Linked DNA regions of Homo sapiens: regions 2 and 3 are each linked to region 1. A link is a loop called in an ENCODE intact Hi-C map of the cell type or tissue named here. Cell type or tissue: dorsolateral prefrontal cortex. All regions are shown on one strand. Links, peaks and the distances in the headings refer to the core of each region. The heading gives the core; the rest is flanking DNA.

Region 1 (8,011 bases), core at 1,662-5,661:
ATGTCAGGCCCAGGGTCCCATCATCCCAGGCTGATGTTTCCACTTTGCCAGTAGATATTGCTATGGTCTCGTCTGCCACCCCTGAATATCAGAAGCATTGCCCAGCTCAAGCTGCTGCTGGCACCACGTGTGTACTGTGCATGGCAGGAACCTGGCCGGCCTGCCCAGCCGAACGGCGCCCACCGCCCACCTCCCGGGTGCTGCGCGAAGGGGAGTGTGAACTTTGCCGAGGCACCTTTTCCTTCTCCTCTGCCCTGTCTGTGTCTCAGGCTAGCTGCTAAGCGGATGCGGGATGTGAGGAGAGGTGAGGAAATGAGAAAGGTAAGAGAGGAACCTAGCCAAGCAAATCTGAAGGTGTTAAAAGAAACAATAATCCTTCGAAGGAGAAATGGTCGGTTTTCTAGAAAGAGGAAGCTGCAGCACAAGCAGCCATTCCTTTCAGAGGCTCTCAGTGGCAGAAGGTGGGCGGTGGGTGTTCTGCAAGGGACAGCGCCTGATCCAGTTCTGTAGCGTCTGCTCCCGGCAACGAGATGCCTCCACTTAATCAACCCTGGTGTATCTTAGGGCCAGAGCCCCAGGGAGCTAATCCCCCCTCCTGTCAGCGTCACTAATCAGTGCTGATTCCCTCAGAAACCCCCCTCCCTACCTAAGCTGGATCTTGGTTGCTGGTTGGGTTGTGGGGAGGAGCAGGTCAGGGAGGGGTTCCTAACCTGCCATTAGCACCAGACACCTTTTCAAGAGGCAGGAGGCACAGGAAGCAGCAGCTCTAGGAAGAACCAGCTTAAAACAAAAACAGAGGAGAAGAAAAAATCGCCTTGGAATGTGTGCTGCATTCTAACTAGTCCCACTGGGTCAATGCAATAGGGGTGGATTATTGCAGGCAAGACCTGGGCTGCCTCAGTAATTCTGCAAGTTTGATAAGAGATAGCTGGCAGACTTCAGCTTCCTTCCTCTGAAAGAGAAAACAGACATCACCTTTGCCACATCTGACTGGCATGCAATATGCGGGTCTTTGGGGGTCGTTCTGCGTTAAAATTGGGCAACCTTGTTCTATTACGACCACTGAAGCCTGTTCAGGGCTGACTGGGTGAGGGTAGCACAAATAAGGCCATCATTCTTTTTGAGAAATTCCGGATTCGGTAGAATGTGATAAGGTCTGAGATAGTGCTGTCGCCACCACCCCTACCCCAAGTTAGGAACAAGACCACAAAGTCAGATGGCACCTTAGAGAAATTGGCACCACCACTTTGCTACTCATCTATTCAGAGATGATTCAAAGTATGAGCAAATATTATGCTTCCCTGCATTTATTCTGATGAAAAAAAAAATCACGTATGCTAATTTATATGTAAATTCAGTATGGCCCTGGGGCTCCTGGCATGCAGCCAGCAGGGCTGTTGATGGTGGAAGTTTGGTCATTGTCTCCAGTTTGATGTTACAGGCAGAAGAGACATGGATCTCGGGACAGATAGAAATGACTGAGGGCTTGGGACCTTCCCTCTCCCTACCTCTGACCCCTCACCCTACCCCTTGCCTGCTTAGTTTTCATTTTTGCTGTCAACCCCCACAGAAACTGCTTTTCCGAAACTGCCCGATCCTGAACTCAGCTTCCCCACTTCATTCTTGTGCACCCAGAACAAGCAGGGGTGCACACACACGCACGCACACACACACACACTGATACTGCTTCATATTATATAAGAGGAGTCAATCGAGGATGCCTCCAAGTTGATTCCCTTCACTCAAACACCCACCAAAGCCCCTAGGGGACAGCAGGGAATCCTGAGGCCCATGCCTCCTGGGGTTGGGTGCAGCAGACGACATCATGGACATCCCTGCAAGATTCACCACCTTGGACTTCCTTATCACCCGACACAGATCCCTCCTGTCCCCACCCCTTGCCTTCTTCATCGAGCCCCAGTCAAGGGTGTACACATTTGATCCTTCCAGCCTGGTCTCTCTGCCCACCTTACGTGGATCCACACTGCAGCCACTGCAACCTATGTCAAGAGGACAGCAGCAATCCCTAAATCCTAACCTCGGAGAAGAGCCAGCAGGACTACAGCTCAGGACTCAGTCCAGATCAGGAGAACTCCATATTGCAGGGGGAGAAGAGGGCGAGGGGGTGGGACTCCCCATCGTTTTTCACCGGGTCAGAGGGAACTTTCCTCTGGGAATACAACTGCATAGGACTGAGCCTCACCTCCCAAGAGAGGGCTCCTCCTCCCGGAGCCCTGCTGGGCCACCCTGGGAAAGTTTCTCAGCTTGTCTCGATCCTTACGAGTTTTAGCTGTGTTTAATATAAAAGAGGCAAACTAGTTACCCCAAAGGACAGGGCAGGTGGGAGCAAGAAGATTAGTGGATAATTCTGTTGCTGGAACGAACAGACGTGAGAGCCGGGATGGGGTGTGGGGAGGCACGGTGCAGCAAATGGACTCAAGGTGGAGGCCGATTCCAAATGCACAGAACACAGCACTGGGGACATCAAAGCTTGCACTCAACTGCAGCCCCCAGGGCTCCCGGCTCAGCCGATAAATAAACAGAAAATTAGCATTCGACTCTTATTGCCTCTCTCCCTTCAACTTCGAAAAGCTTTTTAGAATTTCAGAGCCCCGGCTCCCCTCGCTTCCACACCTCCGACCCCAGCCACAAACACACCCCCGAACACATTTAAAACTAATACAGTTGTCCCCCACTGCTGCAAATTGACTCATCCCTTGCAGCTGGATCGCTGACCAGAACCTCACAGGAAGCACCTGATTCTTTCTAGCCTGCATTTTCCCCTTTGCTCCTTTTAAAAGCTTTGCAAGTTCGCTGGCCGATATTTAAAGTTTCCTCTTGTAATTTCTTCCCAGTCGCATAAGCAACACATTAGCAACCCTGTTGCCCTCCGAATCTGTCATTTCCCCCTGCTTACATGTGTGCTCCGTTGTGTATGTGTGCAAGAATGTGCATGAAGCCAGGGAGCCTTGCACACAAGCACAGTCCTAACAGGAGCACCAAACACATTTTACTTATGCACATACATATTCCCCCATTCCGGTAGCAGCCAGAATCAAATCAATATTCTCACAGCCTAGTCGGGAGAATGAAGTCCCAGCCATGCTGTCTAAACGCTCTCTCCTCCACCTGCAAACAGCGCAGCACAGCCGACTCGGGGAGTCTGCAAATCTTATAAAGCACACTGTACAATTCCTGGGTCTACCGAAGGCAAATCAATAGCAAGCTCTTACCTTGGAAGAGACACAGAGCAGCCAGCCCCGTGAAGATTGCCCAAGAGATAGAATTGTGCATTTTTGGCTGGATGGTTTTCATGATTTTTTTTCTTCTTCTTTTTCTTCTTTTTTGTCAGGTTCGGTTTTTTTCTTTCTTTCTTTCCTGATAGATTGTGTTGCTCTCAAGCTTGTGCAAGGAGATTTAAATCCACTGTTTTGCTGAAGGACACAACAAGAAAGCCGAGGGTGTGAGAGAGTATGACTTCTCCGTAATTATCTCCACTCATACTCTGGCACTGAGACACATTGTACAATCTGGCCCTGGACAGCCCTCCTACAAGCTGCAATCATTGGTTCTAATCCAAGGATTGACAGAGCTACAACACACGCGCGCGGGCACACACACACACACACACGCACACACACTCTCAGGAATCATTTACTGGGCAAATCAGGCTAGCTGATTAAAGAGACAGGAGCCTGGAGAGATAGAATGATAAATGCCACTTTGCCCCTTCTATATTACTTTCATTTTTTAAACTGACAGTCTCTGAGTCTTCTGAGTATCAGAAAATCCCTTTCCCCCTGGCATTCCCTGGCCTCCTGAACTCAGATTCCCTTTGCACTGGAAAAATCCCATAGCCAGCCATGGCTTATGGGAAATTTTAAAGGGACATTTTCATGCTCAGTGAAACTTGTAAAGATGAGGCAATTTTCATTTGTTGGTACCTATTTTCCCCTCCAATGGAAATATCATTCAGTGACAGCTTTTTTTTCTCTCTTTCATCAACCTTTCTACTTAGTTGCTTTGAAAATAGTAAATAACTTTCTATTTTCTCCTCCTGTCACTTCTGTTTCAGAACATCTATGTTACTCCTCTTTTTCATTCACTTTTTAGAAGTCAATTTCCTAAATTCATCCATGTGTATATGATACAATGGAAAGGTACAAAGTACCTGGTATTTGAGAAGAAGCTCTATAGTCTGAAGATGGAGAACCTTCTTCAAAAGAAAACAAAGCAGGAGTTTATTCCCCATGACTTGGTCAATCCACATCCACTAAAGCAATCATAGAAGCATCTGTGATTTAAACTGCAGCGAGAAAGATTCAGGGTAGACATGCGGAGGGGCTTTCTGAGTGTAAACTTTGTGTAGTTCCTCAGACAGTTGAAGACATTAACCTCCTTGGTGATAGGAAAGAATAAAAACCGAACAGAAATAATCTAATGGACATAAATGATTTCTTAAGAGGTCTAATTCTAGGGCCTGGAAGTTTATTCTAATCTTTGGCTTCCCCTTATGAGAAGCAAGTTAGAGGATGTGAACAAAAAATCTAGAAAATGTAGCTCCTGGCTGGGCACTGTGGCTCACGCCTGTAATCCCACAACTTTGGGAGGCCAAGGAAGGCCAGTAGCCTGAGCTCAGGAATTCGAGACCAGCCTGGGCAACATGGTGAAACCCTATCTCTACTAAAAAATTCCTTAAAAATATCTGGGTTTGGTGGTGCGCACCCGTGGTTCCAGCCACTTGGGTGGCTGAGGCAGGAGAATTGCTTGAGCCTGGGAGGCGGAGATCACAGTAAGCCAAGATGGCGCCACTACAATCCAGTCTGGGTGACAGAGCCAGCCCCTGTCTCAAGAAAAAAAAAAAAAAAAAAGAAAAGAAAAAGAAAATGTAGTTTCTCACAGAACCTTCCTTAGCTAATTCTGACACATTCATACCCCTACTATGCCTTGACACACATTTTAAAAATATTCTTCTAGAACTCCACCGCTAATTATTATACTTCCTTGTAACCCCATAAAAATGTTCATGTATTTTCAAACTGCATAGAAGAAAAGTACTCATTGTCTGTTTGTATTTTAGTGTACAGAGGTGAAATGAAAACATCACTGCCATTTTGCACATGTCTAAGACGTACGATTTACCTTGGCTTTTTTCTTTTTTCTTTCTTTTTTGTTTTTGTTTTTGACAGACTCTTGCCCCGTCACCCAGGTTGGAGTGCAGTGGTGCAATCACAGCTCACCGCAACTTTGAACTCCTGGGCTCAAGGAACCCTCCTGCCTTACCCACTATGCCCAGCTATTTTTTTTTTTTTTTTAATTTTCTACAACATAGTAGAGATGAAGTCTCACTATGTTGCTCAGGCTGGTTTCAAACTCCTTGCCTCAAGCAGTCCTTCCAGCCTTGGCCTCCCACAAGTTTACCTTGTGTTGTGTATGAATAGGGACAACACTGCCTGGAATGTGGGATCTTGTGACCTTGAGAGGAAGGGGCCCTGGGACCTCAAGATCTGGGGACCTCAAGATCCTTCTCATAGTTCTGCACAACTAAGGGACCTCAGGCAGGTCCTTTCACCTCTGTGAACCTTGGCTTCTTGTCTATAAAATTGTAGAACTGGAATAATTTATTATACTCCTTCTCATTTTAAAGATGTTTTATGTTAACTGGTATTTTTTTTCTTCTTGCCATTAAGTTCTAATTCACATATCTATCAAAATGTCCTTGATATCGTGAGCTCCCAATGGACAAGAATTTTATCTGTAGATGAGTCTTTTTGTGCGGTGCTCAGCATAGTGACATGTGTAATTAAATGCTTTGGAACAACTGTGACGGCAGGTGATAACAGTGCAGTGCAGAAGGAAGGTGGCTTCCTTTCACCACCATTTCATTTCTCTCCAGAACGATGATAAAGATCATGGGCCACTGGTAAGTCTTTAGTCCCAATCAGGAGAGGTGGACAATAACATTTGTAAATGTCCTTACCCTGAACTGTAATAAATCTATACAGTTACCAATGTTTATTAAGCTCCCAGGTGTGTACAGATAATAAGAAATTAATCATCGGAGTTGATATTTATTGATATTTATTTGCAATGTGCTAGACATGATACTCAGTGTTTTGCATGCATTTTTCTCATTAAATAATCACAACCTATGAAGTGGTGATATTATCATCCCCATTTTATAAATGAGGGCATTGAGGCTCAGAAAAAGCTTGTCCACAGCCACACAACAGTTAAGGAATGGAATCAGGATTTAAACCTGAGCATTTTCATCTTAGATCAACTTCAATAATAATATCCTGTGCTAAATACTGTGAGGGACTCAAATAGATATCAAGCATCCTAGCGTAGAATCTTTTTGTTGCTTTCAATAGCATATGAGATTATTAATAAACATTACAAAACAATACATATGTTGATACAAAACTACAGGAAGACTCATATACTGCTTTCAATCTTAACTGAGTTTCCAATGGTTGGTACATATAATTAATTTCATCAGACAGCACACAATAGGTGGTCATTTTCTATGATAGTTTTGTAAAGTTCTTTGGAGACGGTGGGAGTCATGAATACCGTGAGAGTGACTCTGATCCTAGATCTGAGGCAGAGGGAAGGACGTTGCTGGATGAGAATACCATGAATTAAAAACTAGAGTTAGAAATACACCAAGTATATTTGAGGTTCTAGTGACTTGTCTGAGATTCCCCATCCTACCATTCTGTATAGCAAGAAGAGCTTGAAAATATTTTTTAAATGAACCTTAGCATAATATGATGCTTGGCAGTTACTTTCTGCACACAGGTGAGGTAACCATGTCTGGTACCTGGCAGGCACAGACACTGGGCGTCACTGACATGACTTGTTGAATGAGAGCACGGACTTAGGGCTGCTTTGCTTGGGGTCCAAATCCCAGTTCTGTCCCCTAGGGGCTGTGAGATTAGGTTGAGTCATTTCAACTCCACATCTGAAACAGGATAGCAATTACACCCCCATCCCAACCATAGCCAGACATCCTAACCATCAACTAATTTTCATTAATTTTACTGTTTTTAACCAAGTTGAGATGGATGTGGTCTACCATGTGTCATTGGTAGAAGCTATCTGTGCTTGGGAACTAAGACTCCTGGACAGAGCAGTTTCAGCATTATGCTCTGTGCATTCATTGAGGCAAAATATATCCTCAGGGATTGCCGAACCAGAAGTCTAATTTGGGTTCTGAACACTGCTAAATGCTAAACTATCTTGAGAGCTATAGCTCTTTCAATGCTTGAATTTGCCACATGAAGTAAAATTTCCCAATGGCCTTCAGGTTTCACAAAAGCACACCATTAACCTCCTTCTAGAGAAGGCATCTTTTTCCCTCCTTTGTTATTGGGTTTAACACAGCATCACCAATACAGGCGTGTTGGATCAGTCAGCTGCTCATTGCTGTAATTACAAATCGAAAAAGCTGATCCTAGGCTACACACAGAAGGGTTTCATTCAACCAAGCACATCTCTTGCCTAATGGAACCGGTCTCACCAATGCTGTCAGCAAACTTCCTTTCCATTTTCCATTCTAGTCTCAGGATCTATCAGGCTTAGGACTGAGAATCTCCATTGTTGCAACTACCCCAAAGAATGCACAGCTTGGTCCTTCTGCTTTGGGGTGGCTCGTGACTGTGGTTAGAGATTTCTGCCAGTAGAAGTGAGCCAATGACTAAAGAACCTCTGACTGGGGGAAGCTATGACTGGGGGGAGCTATGATTGGAAGGGGACACTTTGAAATCGCAGTTCCCTCCTCAACAATCAGAGCTCCTTCCTCTGAGTTAGAAGGCTCAAGTACTTCTCATCAGGTGCCTGGAGGACTCACTTTGCCTTTTGCATTAGCCAGATTTGTGTTATGCACCATTTACTTCCCAGTTCATGAGTCCACTTTTTTTGCAGAGGAGTATGAATGGCGTAAGACAAAATTAATGTCTGGAAAGGGACCTTAAATTCTAGACAGAATGATAATTTTTCACCACCC
Region 2 (8,011 bases), core at 1,979-5,978, 300 kb before region 1:
ACCAGAGAGCAGAAAGCTGAGTGGTCAGCGCTGGGCCAGACCTGGGCACTGCCCAGAGCCAGAGGGCTGAGCCACCTACCCCTGTGATGGTCAGGCCATCCAGCCACCAGACCCCACTGAAACCCACATGGAGACAACTCACGAGTGCCCAGGGTGTGCCCTTAGAAGGCTGTCCAGGGCCTCATCAGCACATGGTCAGGCACCTGTGTTCTCTCCTCCCTCAAACCCCGGTCCAGTCTGGGCCCCAGGCAGGAAAAGGGAGACAGGGAGTTTGTTACCAGGGGCCCCGGAAGCTGCAATGCTCATGAATTCCTTAGTTCTCCAGCCTCTTCACTTCATCAAGTCAGTAAATAAATAAAGCTGAGAAGGTGGTGGAGGGAAGGGTGACTCTGGAGCCTATTAGCATACATCTGCATATCAGTGAAGAGACAAGGTCCTGCTTCAGGAGAGCTGATCACTTGCAGATTCAAATCAACCCTGTGACTTTATAGTAGGGCTTGCTGACCAGCTGTGTGTCACAAGGCTCTGTGTTATAGGGCCACCAAGGATGGCATAGGAGGAGTGGAGGGGACAAGGATGCCAGGCCTCTGCAGGGCGCTGGTAATGTGCTGTTCAGTCCTGACATTTCCTGACTGCATGAGGTTGAGCAAATGGCGTAACCTCTCTGAAACTCTATCTCTGCATCTTAACATATTGCTCATAGGAACTTTCTGGGTTCTTATGAGAATTTGGGCTTCTCTTGGCAAAGCGCTTGACCCTCAGTAAATGCTCAATAAGCCATGGACATTGCTGGTACCAGAGGCTTTGGAAGTGGGCACAGAGGGATCACCACTTGACAACTGGAGAGGAGCTCAGGGTCATGTATGGCTGCGTATGCAGCCGTCCTGCCTGGCCAGCCTGGCTTTCATCTTTCCCCATAGTTTTCCTCACAAGTTTTTCAATCTCACTATGCAGTTCTAGCTTCAGGCACCTCGCTGATATGTTAAAAATAAATAATAAACGATTGCATTGGTCTAGCACTTTGCTAGAGTTTATTAAGGACTTCTACCTGTAATATGCCATGTCATTCCCAACACTGCCACGAAAGGTCCTCACTGCAGAGAAGAGGAAGTGGACCTCCACGGGAGGCGGGTGATCTGCGCAAACTCAAATGGCCTGAAGTGGCAGGACAGACTTCAGGCCTTGAGCATCCATTCCTGGCACTCACTGCCTCCCACATAAGTTGTGCTTGCAAGCAGGGCAGGGCTCGGGGACCTGAGGCCACCAGGGCACAGAGTTCCTCCTATCCCACCGTGCGGTTTCCATATGTATTAGATGCCAGAGGCAGATCTAGCTGCTGGTGATTTGGGCAACATCTGAAAAGTGCCCAACACTACCAATCAGTCTGTCATCATCAAAAATGTCAGTGTCAGGAAAGACAAAGGCAACAGCACTGCTCCAGATACGAAGAGTCTAAAGAGATATGGCAACAGAACGCAGCTAAGTGGACAGGTCCGTCGTGAGGCGACTGTAATAACGGACATTATTCAGACTACTCCAGAGGCTGAAGTGGATCTGGGCTAAGTCTCTGGAATTCATACCTTGTGTTGTGGCTGTGGAAGAAGACGCCTTGTTCTTAGAAGGTGCATAGTAAATATGGAGGGAAGCTGTTCAATACACTACTTTTATTACATTTTTGAAGGTTTAAAATTTTCAACGAAGAAAAAGTGCACCAGGCAGACTTCTTGAGCAAATCTGTCTCTCCAATGGCTAATTGTGGTGCCTGAAGGCCCATGTTAAAACATTTAATTATAGACTTCCTGAAAATATGGAATTGTGAAGGTCGTCTGATAAAACCTTCTGTCTCTTATGTGCTCCCTCCACTATGTGCATATGCAGGTTCACAGTCACGCATGCATGCGCACACACAGGCATACCCCCGCACACGCATGTACACAGGCACAGACACACACACACACACAGATACACACACCCTCAGTGCTAGAAAAACTCCAACGCAGCCCTTCACTTCTTTGGGTAGCTTAGACCCTTAAAATTTCCTTTATATTGAACAGATTGCTCCCAAATAACTTCTGTCCATCAGTCTTGGTTTTGTTTTATGTAATTATACAGAAAACATCTCATTCCTTTTCTACCAAACAGCACTTAAATATCTGAAAACAGTTATGTGCTCCCAAAGCCTCCCTTTTCAGTTTCTCTTCCCTATGTTCACCTGTTTTGAGACAAAATGGACCTTTGTGTCTTCCAACAGCCTCTTGCTAAAAATCAAATTATCCAGAAGAGAAAAGCAAGGGTTCAGGTTCAAGTCTCTCATTTCAAAATCTGGCTAAATGTCAGTCCAGTCCCATGGTGACATGGACCTACCCAGCTAAGTTTCCAAGGGTGAAACCATTGGTCCAAGGGGTTTGCTTGCCAGTCCTCTTCAACACCAAAGGTGAAAGCCATAAAAGACTCTCCCAGATTATGGATCTGGACCCCAGTCCTTGCCCCTGGAAGCAAAGTCAAGCAGACGTCTGGGCTTTTCTCTCTTCTAGAAACAGGGCCATTTTCTTTTAGGGGATTTAAATGGAAAACATCCTCTGCCTGAAGTCTTGAGTCACCTTCATCTGAGACGACACACAAAACCACAGACAAAATGCTGGCAGAGGGTCTTCTAAGTCAAGGCCCTCTGTGGAATTTTGTACTCAGACAGTCTGTGGGTGGAGGGTCACATGATGAGAAATGTACAAGCTTTGGAGTCCAAGCTGGGTGTGAATTTGGTCTCCTCTAGGATATAGCAGCTGCGAGAACTCGAGTAAGCCGCTCAGCCTCCCTCGGCCTCAGAGTCTCCTTTGGTTAAAATGAGATAATCCTACCTCCCTTATTGGGCTGTCATGAGAAATGAAAGAACAAAAATGCAAATTCTCTTGCTCATAGTAGGCACTCAACAAGCAATGATTAATTAATGCGGCCACCATTCCAAAAAGTTATAACAATGCATTTGGCAAAGGTTCAGTCTGTATTACTGGTTATGTAAGATACTAATGAATTATTATAATAACATTTGTGAAATCATATCCTAGCCAGTAATAAGAATTTAAAAATGTGTTGGGAAAACCACCCGTGATATATTGGGTTTGAGCCAAGAAAGCCAGTCGACAACAGATGAGCTACTCTGCTGTTTAATATACTTAATAAAACAGTGTAGCTGCCCGAAATTGCTGTCTTGCTAAACAGAAATATCCCAAGGGTTTAAACAGAAAAGATAAATGCTCTCTTCGTCTTATACAAGAACCAAAGTAAAGATGGAACTGGGGATCTGGAAGCTCAGGCAGGATCAGGAAGATGGGTGCTAGGCGAAGGTTGAGGTCTGCTCACCCGGGCTAAGCATTTGAAAAGAAAAGAGTCTTCAAATATGGTGGGATGAATGCAGGAAATGGGACTTTGGAATCCATCTGGCACACTGGGAGCTTTCTTTTCTAGCAGCAAGTGAGTAGCTGTATGAAGATCCAGATGAAAGGGAGAATATAAGACCAAATTCTGTAAACTATGAGCCCCACATCTTGGTCCCTAATCCATGCATGTCTTGGAGCTGCAATGAGTTTAGGTGCCTGATAACCTATATCCCGCGGGGAAGGTTTTTCTGTCTTTCAGAGAATTTCAGAGAAGCAGCATTACAGGTAACCAGACAGGGAAATCAGGCTTGCAAATAACAATGGCAATATTCTTGTAACTGCAAATGGGAACAATAAGGCTGGTTCTGTTACACTGAGCCAACACCAGATTCATGGGAACCAGAAAAAGACTACAATCATAGCAATGAATGACTTCAAATGAAATGAAGCAATCCCACACAAAGAGTTCGCTTGCCCGACTGATACCAGCGAGTGGCCAGCTCTCTGGTGTTTCAGCATCCTCAAGGCCAGAGCATCCCAGCTGCAGGGAAGCAGAAGCACCATCCAGGTCATGCTGATCACTTTACAGGCGACAAGCCAAGACACACTAAGGACGTCCAGCCGCTAAGCCACAAACACCAAACTGAGCTTTAGGATTGAGCTTTCTTCCTACTATACCAGCCTCTCCTTTTCAAGAATGACAGCCCTAGGAGTGACAAGAATGTCTTGGGTAGAGAAGGAAGACTTTTTATGAACTGCATTCCTTTTCAGTGAGCTCTTTCCAGTTTCAGTGTAGGCGGTGGCCAAGCACTTGTGCAGCACGTCTGCTTCTCTGGGAAAGAGAACGTGTGCGTGTGGCACTACTTCTCATGGCCACGCGAGGGCGCCCGCACCCCGTGCTAGGACCCTTCCTCCTGCCTACCTGCTCACCCTACGCTGTGTGTGTATGTTTTTTCCATGAGGTCAGAAGTATCAAGGTTGTAAAATAACATATTTTCACTTGTTTTCTTCCTACATCCAAGACATAGCATTTCTGAAGTCAATTATCTCCCCGAGTTGCCATCATCTCCCTACCCTCTTTCTCTTTGTGCCGCCTTTCAACCCATCAGAGTCTGACACCAACAGACGGGGGAGTGGAGGTGTGGGCAAAAATGAATTTATTTTTTCTCACTGGTGATGTCAAATCCTTGTTCTGGCACTTTGTTTTAAAAGGACTTCTGCAAACGTGAGATCTCTGTTCTCCAGCCTCAGGAAGGAGAGCCGAGAGAGTGGAGGGCTGCCATGCTGTCTACAGAGGGTCTCAGGTGTCACCTGGGCCCCCCAAGGTACAGGTCCCTTTAGTACCATTTGTCCAGCAGTGCTCCCAGTGAGGGATGGAAGAGCATTTTTGCAGAGTTCCCAAAAGCAGACAAAATTAGAGCAGCAAGCATCACCCGCTAACTGTATCACGTCACTGTCTGGCACCATATTTAAATGCAAGCTTTGTCCAGAGGTGGGCAGGTGACCCAGATGATGAAGAGATAAGAAGAAAGACACACACACTGAAACACATACACACAGACAATGAGGACACAATTTGCAGTTCTTACAAAGTACAGGCCTGGGGGCTGGCAGAAAGGGCCCTGTGATCCTTTTGGGGCCACCATAATGCCCTGCTCAGAGAAGGCCACCAGCCTCCTTTGTCCTCTAAGGTAGGCATCCTACAAAGTTAGTGGAAATGGACTGGTCAACCTCAAGTCTCTCCACTCAGGAGCCCACAGGCAGCCCTGAGCATCCTCCTGGTCACCAGCTGTACCCCAGTGGGCACACAGCAAGGGTTCTGGGGTCACCTTCTTGATCCATTGTTGTACTCACAATTTACCACCAGAAACCTCAGGAGTTTTCTGACCCTCCTGCCCTCCCTAGCCCTCTCCATCCCCATCTATTTTTAGGCTAAAGCCTAAAATAGACAAGGAACGAGGTCACTCCCCACCCCCACCCCGGCACCGTGGTCTTCTCTGTTTTAAGGGAAATAGACAAGGAACACGGTCACTCCCCACCCCCACCCCGGCACCGTGGTCTTCTCTGTTGTAAGGGAAATAGGCAAGGAACACGGTCACACCCCACCCCCACCCCGGCACCGTGGTCTTCTCTGTTGTAAGGGAAATAGGCAAGGAACACGGTCACACCCCACCCCCACCCCGGCACCGTGGTCTTCTCTGTTTTAAGGGAGAACTTATCGCAAAGCCTTTCTTTTGAAGGCCAGAAAGAAGAGGCCAAGGCTGGTCCATGGGTATTTGAATTCCATAAGCCTCCACAGAGGCCCTACTATGTACCAGGAGTACTAAATACCTAAGTAGAATTGTGTCCCTTTCCTATTGGCACCAGAGTCTAGTGGGAAAATATATATATGAATAAACATTCTGTCATACAATTAATGCCAGCCTACAGCACCATGAACAAGACAAGGTGGGTTTGAGCCTGGTCTGATGGGTGAATAGGAAGAGGCCAGGCCGAAGAGAATGGCCTGGAATCCCAGGGAGACTGAAAGGGTGAGGCACTCCAGCTGTCGGGGTGTCTGATGCGGTTTCCTCGGAGCTGCAGAGCCACACAGCGCTCATCCAAACACGCCCACGCGTGCTTCGTGAAGCAGGCCCAGTGTCCTCGGTGGGGGTGCGGTGCCTTCAAAGGAGGCTCATTTGCTCAAGTCGCCGCCTCTGCCTTCACCTGGCCCCAGAAGCCTGGCTCGCTGGCATCCCTGCCTGAACCCTCAATGCATTCGGGCCTGTGCTATGCTTTGAGGCCTCCCCAGAGGGGAAATGTTCAAGGGTCCCCTTGCTGCTCTGCTCCTGGTGGGGAGGGAGGGACAGCACCACGCAGGCTTGTTCCTCCCACACCTGCCAAGAAGGCCGGTCCTCCCGGACCCATGGTGTGGAAAGCCGAGTCCACTCCAGAAACAGGCAATTTGTGTAGAAAGACAAAGAGAAAGGGATGTGCACGTGGAGAGGAACACAGCGAGGGCACGCTGCGGGCCCCTGGCCATCTGCTGCTGAGAGGCGGTGCAGCCAGGGGGCAGCCAACAGCCAGCCCAGTGCTCTCAGGTGGAGCCGGGACAGAGGCCTCTTTGTCCCGGAGCCAAGCACCTGCTGCTGTCCAAGGTTTGGAGCCCCCAAACCTTGACTTGGCCTTCAGAGGGGCCTTAGCTCTCAAACCAACAAATATCATTGCCTCCACCAGCGTCCAGGTCATTACTCTGAGGCGAGCTCAGGGGACACACTTCTCTTTGCCACTTTCGATGCCACTTCTTTGATCGACCACTGTCGATGGGCGCTTTGTCACTCTCCAGTGGCCTGTGAATTAGCCCAAGGCGTCTGCTTCCTATACCGCTGAGTCTTGGTGGTTCTCACAGGGCTCTGAGCCATTTGCCACCTCTGCCAAGTCGCAGATATGCCCAGCCCAGCGTGGGCTCCAGAGGAGGGTGAGGGTAGCCACCGGTAGGCCCTGCCAGCCCAGAGGAGGGTGAGGGCAGCCACCGGTAGGCCCTGCCAGCCCAGGGCTAACACTGATTCAACCACATTCTCTGCAAGCCCAGAGCTGACAAGGCCCAGGCAAGCAGGAGCTGTGGTGGATCCTGTGAATATGCAGGTAATGTAGAAGGATGGAGACAGGTGTCCCTGGCCTTCCATAAATAAAGTGTGCAGTGATGGGGTTGGGCGGGGAGGATGAGTATAGACGCCAGATAGCGCCCCAGGGAGGCTAGGGGTGGAACTGGCCTTCTAGGCTGATTATGCCTCTGCCTGGGGGAGATAGGAATGGCTCCCTCCTGGCATCCATAAAGTTGCTGAGTGCAGACCTTACCTAGAAAGGCAAGGGCCAAAAGCCTCCTAGCAAGTTCTTGAGCAGAGCCTGTTGGGCAGGAATTCCTGGCGCTTTTGCTTGGAGAGAAACAGGGCTGGGAGGAAGGGTCAGAAGAAAGATGATGGGGGCAGGAAACAGAGAAGGGAGGATGGAGTGAGAAAGGACAGAGCAGGAGGAAGAGGGGAGCCTCTGCCGACAGTGAAGCAGAGGGAAGGACGTCTGTTTTCAGAAGGGGCTGGGGGCCACATTCCCTGGGAGCCTCCTGGGCCCCAGGCCTTTAGCATCTACTGAGTGAATACCTAGGATTGCTCACAGAGGGAGCAGAGGGGAAGGGGCTGGCTCTGATCACACAGCCACCTCGCCGGGCAGCATCAGAGGTGGTTTTAGCCTAGATCTGAGGCCTCCAAGAAGGGCTACGCCTCTCGGACAGCATCCATGTCGAGAAATGAACCTCCCTGACCCAGTGGGGTAGAGGAGCAAGTGAGGCAGGGAGGAGAAGGGGACACAGTAGTCCTAGCCCTCGACTGTCAGGCCTCCTAGCCTTGTCTCCTGCCCCAGTACCACATGTCCATTTCCCTTGGCCTCACCCCAGCCCCACTACAGCCTCCATTCCAGGTAGAGACTGAGCAGCTGGCAGAGAAGGCCCAGCTCCAGCGGAGCCCTGCTTTCCAACCCACGTTGCCACAGCACTCAGAAATGGGAACGAAACAGACAGCCACAGAATACTACATGAATGCAGACATGTATTCCTTAGCAAAAATAAATAAATGTATAAGAAAGAAAGAAGAAAGAAAGAAAAA
Region 3 (8,011 bases), core at 1,979-5,978, 120 kb after region 1:
TAATCTCCCCCGATAACCCTCACCCCAAAAATAGATTCTTATTATTCAGGTAGTAGCTGCTTAATAGTAAAAATATTTTAATCTCCACCAAAAGAAAGTAAAACAGGAAAATATTGCCACCTGGAATGCTGGATCAAAGCTGAATGACAGTTGTCTTCCCATGACTGGCTGTTAGACCTGGGGAGGGTGGGAGCAAGCAGGAGGCAGGAAGACTAGGTACCTGTGGGCTGGACACACAGGGTCACCTGGAGCCGGGCTCAAGTGCACTAGGAAATTGACTGTACCTGCCATTGTTAAGAACACAGAAAGTGGCAGGTCCTCTTGGCAGCTCTGCCAAGTCTTCTTATTCTCTCCAGCCTGATGTCCTGAACCTCCAGCCTGATCTCCTGAACCATGGTGGGTCCTTTATTTTCCTGACTTTATGGCTTAACTTGGCTGTGTTATGAACTGAATGTTTGTGTCTCCCTCAAAATTCATGTGTTGAATTATGACCTCCAGTGTGATGGAGGTGGGGCCTTTGGGAGGTGATTAGAGCATGAGGGTGGAGAACTTAGGAATAGGATTAGTCCCCTTATAAAAGAGACCCCAGAAAGCTCTCTGATCCTCTTTTGCCAGGTAAGGATGCTGTGAGAAGACGGATGTCTAAACCAAGAAGCAAGAAATGGACCCTCATCAGAACAGAGTCTGCTGGCCCCTTGATCTTGGACTTCCAGCCTTCAGAAGTGTGAGAGATAACTGTTAGTTGTTCATAAGCCACCCAGTTTATGGTACTTCGTTATGACAGCTTGCAATGACTGGCAGCTGCCTTCCCTTTTCCTCCCCTTACTTCATACTTAGCTTGACGAAGTTGGGTGTGGCAAATAATTTGGGAGTGGGGATTTTTATCTTGAACTTCCCTGACCCTCCAAGTCCCATTATGGTAACTGAGCAGAAGGCTACCCAGTCTCCTTTTTTGGAATATCTACTTTAAGATTTCATTTGTGAAGACTGAAAAGAGTGAGCTGCAGATTTCATTTTGCTGTTATTTTAGTAGTGAATCCTAAATATAAAAGGATTATTCTGAAACAAGTTTACATGAATTTTGTAAAGAAAAAAATACAACAGATCTATTGTCAAGAAAGATATAATTAAGTGATGCAAATGCAATTGACGAATTTGAAATTAATTAATTTGACCTGGCTTACAATAATACAAAGAGTTACAATGCCCCAAAAAATTCCGTTATGTTTTCTTCATAGTCACATGTAACTTTAAATGCTCTTCACAGAATGACAAGATAGAAAAATTGAAGTTATAGCAGAGATGCCAAGATGCAGTAGGTAGAAAATTCCAAAGTAAGTGGTCAGACAGTGTAGATTACACAAGGAAATTAATAAAAACTCTGTACAGTGCTACACTTTTCCTGCTTTCAGGACATAAAGGGTCAAGGGAGGATATGATGGGTTTTCCTTTACCAATAGCTATCACTGTGCTTTCAGACTCAGCCCCTGGGGGTAGTGGGTGGAGGAGCTTCCTTCTTTTCCCAAGAGAGGTTGTAAGGCTGAGTTTCTAGTGGTCAGTGTCAGGGCAAGTGGCCAGAACCTGACTCACAGGGAAAGGTGGAATAGGAAGGTGGCCCCAATTAGCCTGCACTCCCAGTTAATCTGAGTGAGCAATGCTTCCTACACTCAGGCATGGCCATGCCAGAGCAAGAGAGCTGGGCCTGACCTCCTTTGAGTCTTGCCCAAGAAGGCTCCCGCCAGAGTGTGAGAGAAATACAATGGCAAGGAGGATCCGTGGGACCTCATATTGTTGTTTTGCCATGAACATGCACCTTTCCTCAGCTGCCAGGGCCTGATTGCTCTACGGGGAAGGGAAGGACGCCCCTATTCCTGTGACCATCCTTCCTCCTAGGTTCCTCTGCCCAGCCCCATCAGAGGCTGTCTTCAAGTTCCAAGGGGGTTGGGAGGAAGGTTACTGTCACACTGGTGCAGGGTTGATTTAATGTTAAATTCAGTTCAGAATGGTGATGAAAATCCTAGACTGCATATTCTAATTTCCAAACTCAGATTGCATTTGTAACTTAAATAGAAGATCTGTTGCTTAAGAACTAATCTGGTATTGAACCAGCCAGCCACAGTACTGTCACAGAGATTGCCTACTGCCTGTGTTCATTCTGACTGGCCAGTGTGTATACCTGCTTAACAGTGAGCAAAAATGTCATGAGCCTGTCAGGATTTTCTTCACATACAGGTAGAGATTACAATACTATAAGGAAAAACCTTTTAAAATATTGAATAAAATGTGAGATTTCAAGCTTTTTAGACCAACTTAATGTACTTCAAACTTGTTTGCATGCTCTTTTGTATTTTTTTATCTGCTCTTTAATCTATGCTATCGGTGTCACCATTTGGATTTCAAGAAAATAATCCAATCAAGCATATGCTGAAATTGGGTAGGAATGAAAGACCACTAAGAGACAGGAGTAATTCAGGAGTTAATAATCATTTAAAACAGTTTTTCAAATTATCAATTATGATCCATTAATTAGCTATGAAATAAATCTAGTGAGCTATGGTTGAGTGTTTTTGTAAGTGAAATTGAATAGATGAAATAAAATAGGAAAAGACAGATTAGAATATAAAATGTCAGAGTACATCCTCCATCTTAAGATTAAATGTTATTCAGTGATTCTTTTGTTTGTTATGTGAGTATGTGAGTGTATAGTTCTGTGTGTGTTCTGAGCTGAAGCTATAAAATCTATTTCATACAGGGCTTCAGTCAAAAAAATGTTGAAAGCCTCTGAATTCCAGCATATACAAAATCCATAAAAAAAAGTCAGGAATCAAAAGCACAAAGGCAGCATGAGAAATAGCATAGAACAAGGAAAAGGGAATAATACACGTAGGGATCAGACAAGTTCCTGGTTTCTGCAGCCAGCCCATTTTCATTCTATTTTTCTAGAGTAGAAGGTAGTGCACTCACCCAGAGCTCCTTAAAAGGCATCTTACTCATTTCACCTTTGTCAACAGAAGGAAGAAGGAAAGGAGAAAGAAAGCGAAGGATAAAGACAAAAGAGAAGGAAGAAAGAAAAAAATTAAAAAGCAAGCATGTTAGTGAAGACAGGTGGGGAAACTGTCACCCCCATCCCCCTTTTAAAACAATCTCCACCTACTCAGGATCTGGAGGACGTGTGCCTATAAATGACCACTTTCAAATGAAGGAAGTTCCAAGTTACAATTAATGAACAGTACAAACCACTTTGCAGTGTTGTCACACATGACATATAAAAGGTTGTGATACTAACAAAGTGATCGCACTATGTGGAATGCCCTGGTAATTAACCTTATACGCTGTTTTATTGAACACTCCTCTTGTGCTGATCGAGGAAAACTGACATGTGTCGATAGAGTTTGCAGGAATATTTCACTACACGTGGCATCTTCCCAGGGTTTATATTGACTGGAGAAGACACTATCATGCAGGATGAGCTACACTCGGGGCCGCCACTTTGTGCCGACTTTAGGTGGCACCTTCCCAGTGTACGCGACGGGAACGGCACTCCCTGGAGTCCTGAAACGCAGTGGCCCTGACTACGCACAGCTGGGGCTCCAGGGCTTCTGCTACAGTGCCCCCTGACGGCCAGAACCCCATCTGCATCTGGGCATTGAGTGTTAGGTATTGATTTTTGCCACTACAGGTGGTCCCAGCTTAATCTTCGTGTGCTCCCACCATGGCCTTCTCCTGGGCTGCTGAGGTCTCTTGACTTCCAGGTAGCGAGTATGGCCTCATTTTTATAGTATCCCTAAGTCATCTGGTGGGGCTGATTCCAAGAAAATCTTTTTTTTTTTTTTTTTCAGTACGCTGCCAACAAAAGCCTCATCCTATCTCCTCCCTCAAGTGTACTTTTTCAAGGGCTGGGGAAGCCTGCAGAGCATCTGCAGTCAAACCCTTTCTAGCGCACCCAGCTGTCATTGACCTTCCTCTCAGCACTTAGGTTTTTGCACCACCTAATTGAGCTCTCATTAACTGCTATCTGTGCTGCTCACTGTAGTCTCGTGTATTCCTGTTAGTCTTGGCTCCTTAGAGTGTGAATTCCACAGTCTTTGGTATCCTTTACAGCAGCCAGCCCCCTGCAGTGCCTGAAAGTACTAGCCACACTTAGAGGTCAGTTGCAAGAAATTAGTTCTTTGAGCATCCTCCTCTTTATGTGTGAAAAGTGCTTTGAGGACCAATGGAACCCTTTTGGAGAACTTATGAATGCTTTGATCATGGTTTCTGAAAACATGAAACAGACAAAATAAAAATAAAAACAAAATATATATGTGCTTTGCACACATCGGTTTTCTTAACACTCACCATAACCCTATTTGATAGGTATTTTTTCACCACAGTTTAACTGAAAAAGAAATGGAAAACCAAAGAGGTTAATTTCTCCAAAGTTGTAAATCTAGCAAATAGCAGAGCCTGGACCCCAAGTCTGTATTCTTCAAGAAAATAGTCTCTCGTGTAGGTTATCCCTGTCTTAAACTTTAAATAACTCAGATAGATTAAAAAATGCTTCACCTCTGCCAAGGAGTCATTCCAGTCCTCAGGAAGCCTGAGGGCATTCCTTCTAGGGAACTATTAGCTAGTTATCCAGGAGCTAAAGGGCTTCGGGCTGTGTCCCATGGCCTCACAGTGGGCACTGGTCTTTCATAAGAAAATCACCTACAACTATCAAGATGCCAGAGAGGCAATGGAAAAAGACATGATTCAAGTGAGTCACAAAATCTGGAGGAAAATAACAAAGAAATCCAGATTCAAAAGATTTAAACAAACAAATGAAGATACAATAGTAAGGCGAAGTAATTGAAGAAATACACAAAGCAGGTCAGAATATACGGACAGCTTTCTACAGACCTGATATTCTTTTAGAATATCAGCACTTAGGTTCATTGCTATGGGCTCATTGCTACAGGAAACAGAACTCAAGGATTACATGGCCAGAAGGTTAAGTACTGCCAAACCCAAGTGAAGCTACAATAATGATTTTAAAATTGTATTGAGCACATATTATGCTCAGCACTGCATTCAACTTTTAATTTATGTATATTGCCTAAACTAATGAAAACCTGGTGAGGTTGATTGCATCAACAAATGGTCATTGGTCTTCTAGCCAATAGGAGTAGAGCAGTGAACAAAAGAGACAGCACTCTCTTTCCTGTTGGAGTTTACATCCTCATAGGAATGCATTATTAGAAGTAGGATTATTCCTATATGACAGATAAGTAACCCAAGGCTTACAAGGGTTAAGCAACTTGTCCGAATCACACAGCTACTTGATTGCAGAAGCCTCAGATTTAAATCCAAATCTGTCTGACTCCAAAGCCCAGATCGAGGCCCACCCTCCAATGCCTGCAGCTGCATTTGGAGTACATTGCCAGTTTAGCCACCTATAAGATCCCATTGTTAATTATCTTACTTACTGGAGCATTATACACACAGTCTTTATTGTCCATTCTGGCCCTTGATCATATTGTCATTTACTATTTTCTAAAAGTTTCATGGATGTAAGACTCGCTTGCCCACCTAAATTGAAAATTCCTAGAAGGTTGGACAAGATAATATATTTTGTAGTATTTCCCAGAGGACCTAGAATCTTACAGGGCTGGGCAGATGCATTTCACACAGGTTTTAAGCACCTGTTAATCTGCCAGGGCATAGTATTCAGCACCATGGAGAATTTTTTTAAAAATCAAATAAAATATTGTCCTTGCCATCCACAGTCTTATAACTTAGTGGACATGTCATTAAAAACTGACTGATGGAATTGTAGTTTCAACAAATCCTGTTTTTGAGAATTCATGAAGGACTGGATAAGGTTTCCAAACACAAGAAACAAATAAATGCAATGTATGTTTTAAAAAGGCAGGAAGGCGACTTGGAAAGTTAGAGATTGATAACAAAACCTGATTTTCCTATGAGAAAGACTCTCAGGGCAAATCAAAAGAGAATCAATTGGGAGACAGACAAACCGCAGAGTGCTGGGAAATACCAGTGTGGCTTTGAAAGAAGCACATTGTGTCTGACCCACCCAGGTTACTCCTGTCTCAAAGAGGAAGATGATTCTTGTAGAAGTGATGACACAATAAACATATTAGAGCTCAAGAACAGGAAGGTTGTTGATTCTGCCTATGTGACATCCTCATAAATAAGCTAACCAAATATAGCCTAGGAGACTGCCCTAGAAGGTGGGTGCACTCAGATGATTGTGATAACCAGCCAGCTGTCGGCCCAAGAAGACAAGAAAGAGGCACTGGGGAGGAATGTGTCCTGAGTCCTGAAGCATGTACAACTTCCATTGATGACGTTGGTGACAGGAGCAAGGAAGGGCTTATTAAGTCATGGGTGGCACTGGAAGTGGCATGCAGGCAGCTTCCTGTTGAACTGGACTGGAATTCTCTATGGCTGAGGCAGGTTATTAAAGAAATAGTTGAAAATGGGAACAGGTTAAATTTTAATAAAGAAAGCACGTAGGGAAAATTTAACTTCTGATCCTTCTCTTTCTCTCTCGATTTTACTCCTGGGAGCCAAGTGCGAAGGAAGCCTTCACTTGAAGCCAGGGACTCAGATGTGCAAGGGTTGCCTGGCTTTCAATTGGGAGTTGCTGTACTGGGACCTTGGTTTTCTCATCTGTGCAATGGGGTAACAGCTGGCCTGCTGCACAACCATCACCATGTGTGGATTAGCTCATTACTGATCATTCGGGACCCTAAAAATGCAAAGTGTTGCATAAATGCTAAGTATTATTATGCTTCACATAAAGGGCAAAGATTTTGACTTGGAAAGAAAATGGGAGGAAAAATTACAGAAGACAGAACAAGAATACACAGGAGAGAAGCTATTAGCCAGTTTAGGGCGTACAACTGCAAGGGCTTGATAATCATAAAACATCTGTGGTCATTTCCACTCACCTCTAGTTGCCGTGAGGGAGAAAGCAGTCTGTTTTCTTTAAGCAAAGAATAAGGAAAAGCAATAAAGTGAGCATCTGCCCTTGACAAGGTCAAGGAAATCTCTCAAATGTCATGCAATTTAGGATGTTCTAAATGAAGAAATTACTTAATCAACCTGGGGGACTGTAGCTATTACATAAACCAACGTAAACAAGCCTCCAAAATCCAGCAACTAAGGATGCTTTGGCTCCACAGCAGACAGCTTGAAATTGACAAGTTTCCTAGGCTGCCCTTGAAACTCAATTTTCTGACACTCAGTTCATCCCAAATTAATGGAGACCCCGTTCAACACCCAAAGCTGCCCTTTTGCGTTGCCCTCAAGAGCCCTTCCTGGGGTATAAAGAAGGCCATAAAGACAAATTCTAAATGTTCTAATATGATGGGGTGACGCCAATTAAATAAAATGCATTGATCTCAGTTAGAGGAGGGGAAGGGACACTATAAATAAGTATTCCCCTGTTGGTCAGCTGAGCTACAAAAGGGTCAAAGGGATTAGGGGTGGAAGTAGCTTCACAAGCCAATGCCATATGCAAAATAGAAACACTACTCCCCCATTTTTTTCCTCCCTAGTACCAACCACCTGTTTTCTGAGGCATCCCTCTAATAAACTAAAAGAGCCTTGTCAAGTAGCTGATTCTATTATTAACTAGACATGTGTCTCTCCCAGGCTTCCTGGCAGATCAAGAAGACTGTCAGCCTTCTCCACAGGGTCCCAGGGCCACTTAGCTGAGCTCAGCAGCCTTCATGAAAGAAGGACAAGGAAGATAATGGCCTTAATTTGGCCAAGTAGCCCAGAAGAGGTCCAGTGCTAAACTGTCTGATCACAGTCAGCGTCATCTTGGTACTGTCCCTCCCAGGCCACTCAAGAAAGCTGGTGCTGGCTGTGGGTCTGGGCAGTGGGTGAGTGCAAGTGATACAATTTGGGCCTTAAATATCCTATCTGAAGACCCATTGGACTTTTTACCTGACTACGTAGCTCTGGAGACCTGACTCATAGAGAATTAACTTTCTGTCCTTGCAACCGAGTTGTCACAGGA

Evidence for each region. Hi-C counts contacts between places; a loop is a spot of excess contacts. Peaks named below come from ENCODE experiments on the same cell type or tissue, not always from the same donor. Only the 100,000 strongest peaks of a DNase experiment are listed, where the experiment ranks them.
Region 2: it touches region 1 in a loop (4-fold over the local background); 4 of 110 quality-filtered maps call a loop at or near these places.
Region 3: a loop joins it to region 1, with 3 times the contacts of the local background. A loop is called at or near these places in 3 of 110 quality-filtered maps.

What each region holds. Positions count from the first base shown.
Region 1 is chr11:131,366,111-131,374,121 of GRCh38, reverse strand. NTM (neurotrimin) reads right to left here and starts at 3,507. Exons shown (of 9, transcript NM_001352005.2): 1 at 3,234-3,507. The coding sequence starts at 3,315. RefSeq lists an enhancer at 1-44. In dorsolateral prefrontal cortex, for the core only: CTCF peaks have their summits at 3,297 and 3,637; DNase peaks (open chromatin) are centred at 3,163 and 3,581; H3K4me3 peaks cover 2,338 bases; H3K27ac peaks cover 2,496 bases.
Region 2 is chr11:131,670,388-131,678,398 of GRCh38, reverse strand. All of the region lies in intron 1 of NTM (neurotrimin), which reads right to left. Among named protein-coding and RNA genes, the nearest start is that of NTM-AS1, 11 kb to the right of the region's middle. RefSeq lists enhancers at 134-737, 4,090-4,384, 7,547-8,011 and a silencer at 7,671-7,884. In dorsolateral prefrontal cortex, for the core only: a CTCF peak has its summit at 4,246 (motif pointing right); DNase peaks (open chromatin) are centred at 3,904 and 4,238; H3K4me3 peaks cover 691 bases; H3K27ac peaks cover 2,552 bases.
Region 3 is chr11:131,242,374-131,250,384 of GRCh38, reverse strand. No RefSeq gene overlaps it. Among named protein-coding and RNA genes, the nearest start is that of NTM, 120 kb to the left of the region's middle. RefSeq lists an enhancer at 3,692-4,337. In dorsolateral prefrontal cortex, for the core only: CTCF peaks have their summits at 3,402 and 3,606 (motif pointing left); a DNase peak (open chromatin) is centred at 3,594; H3K4me3 peaks cover 807 bases.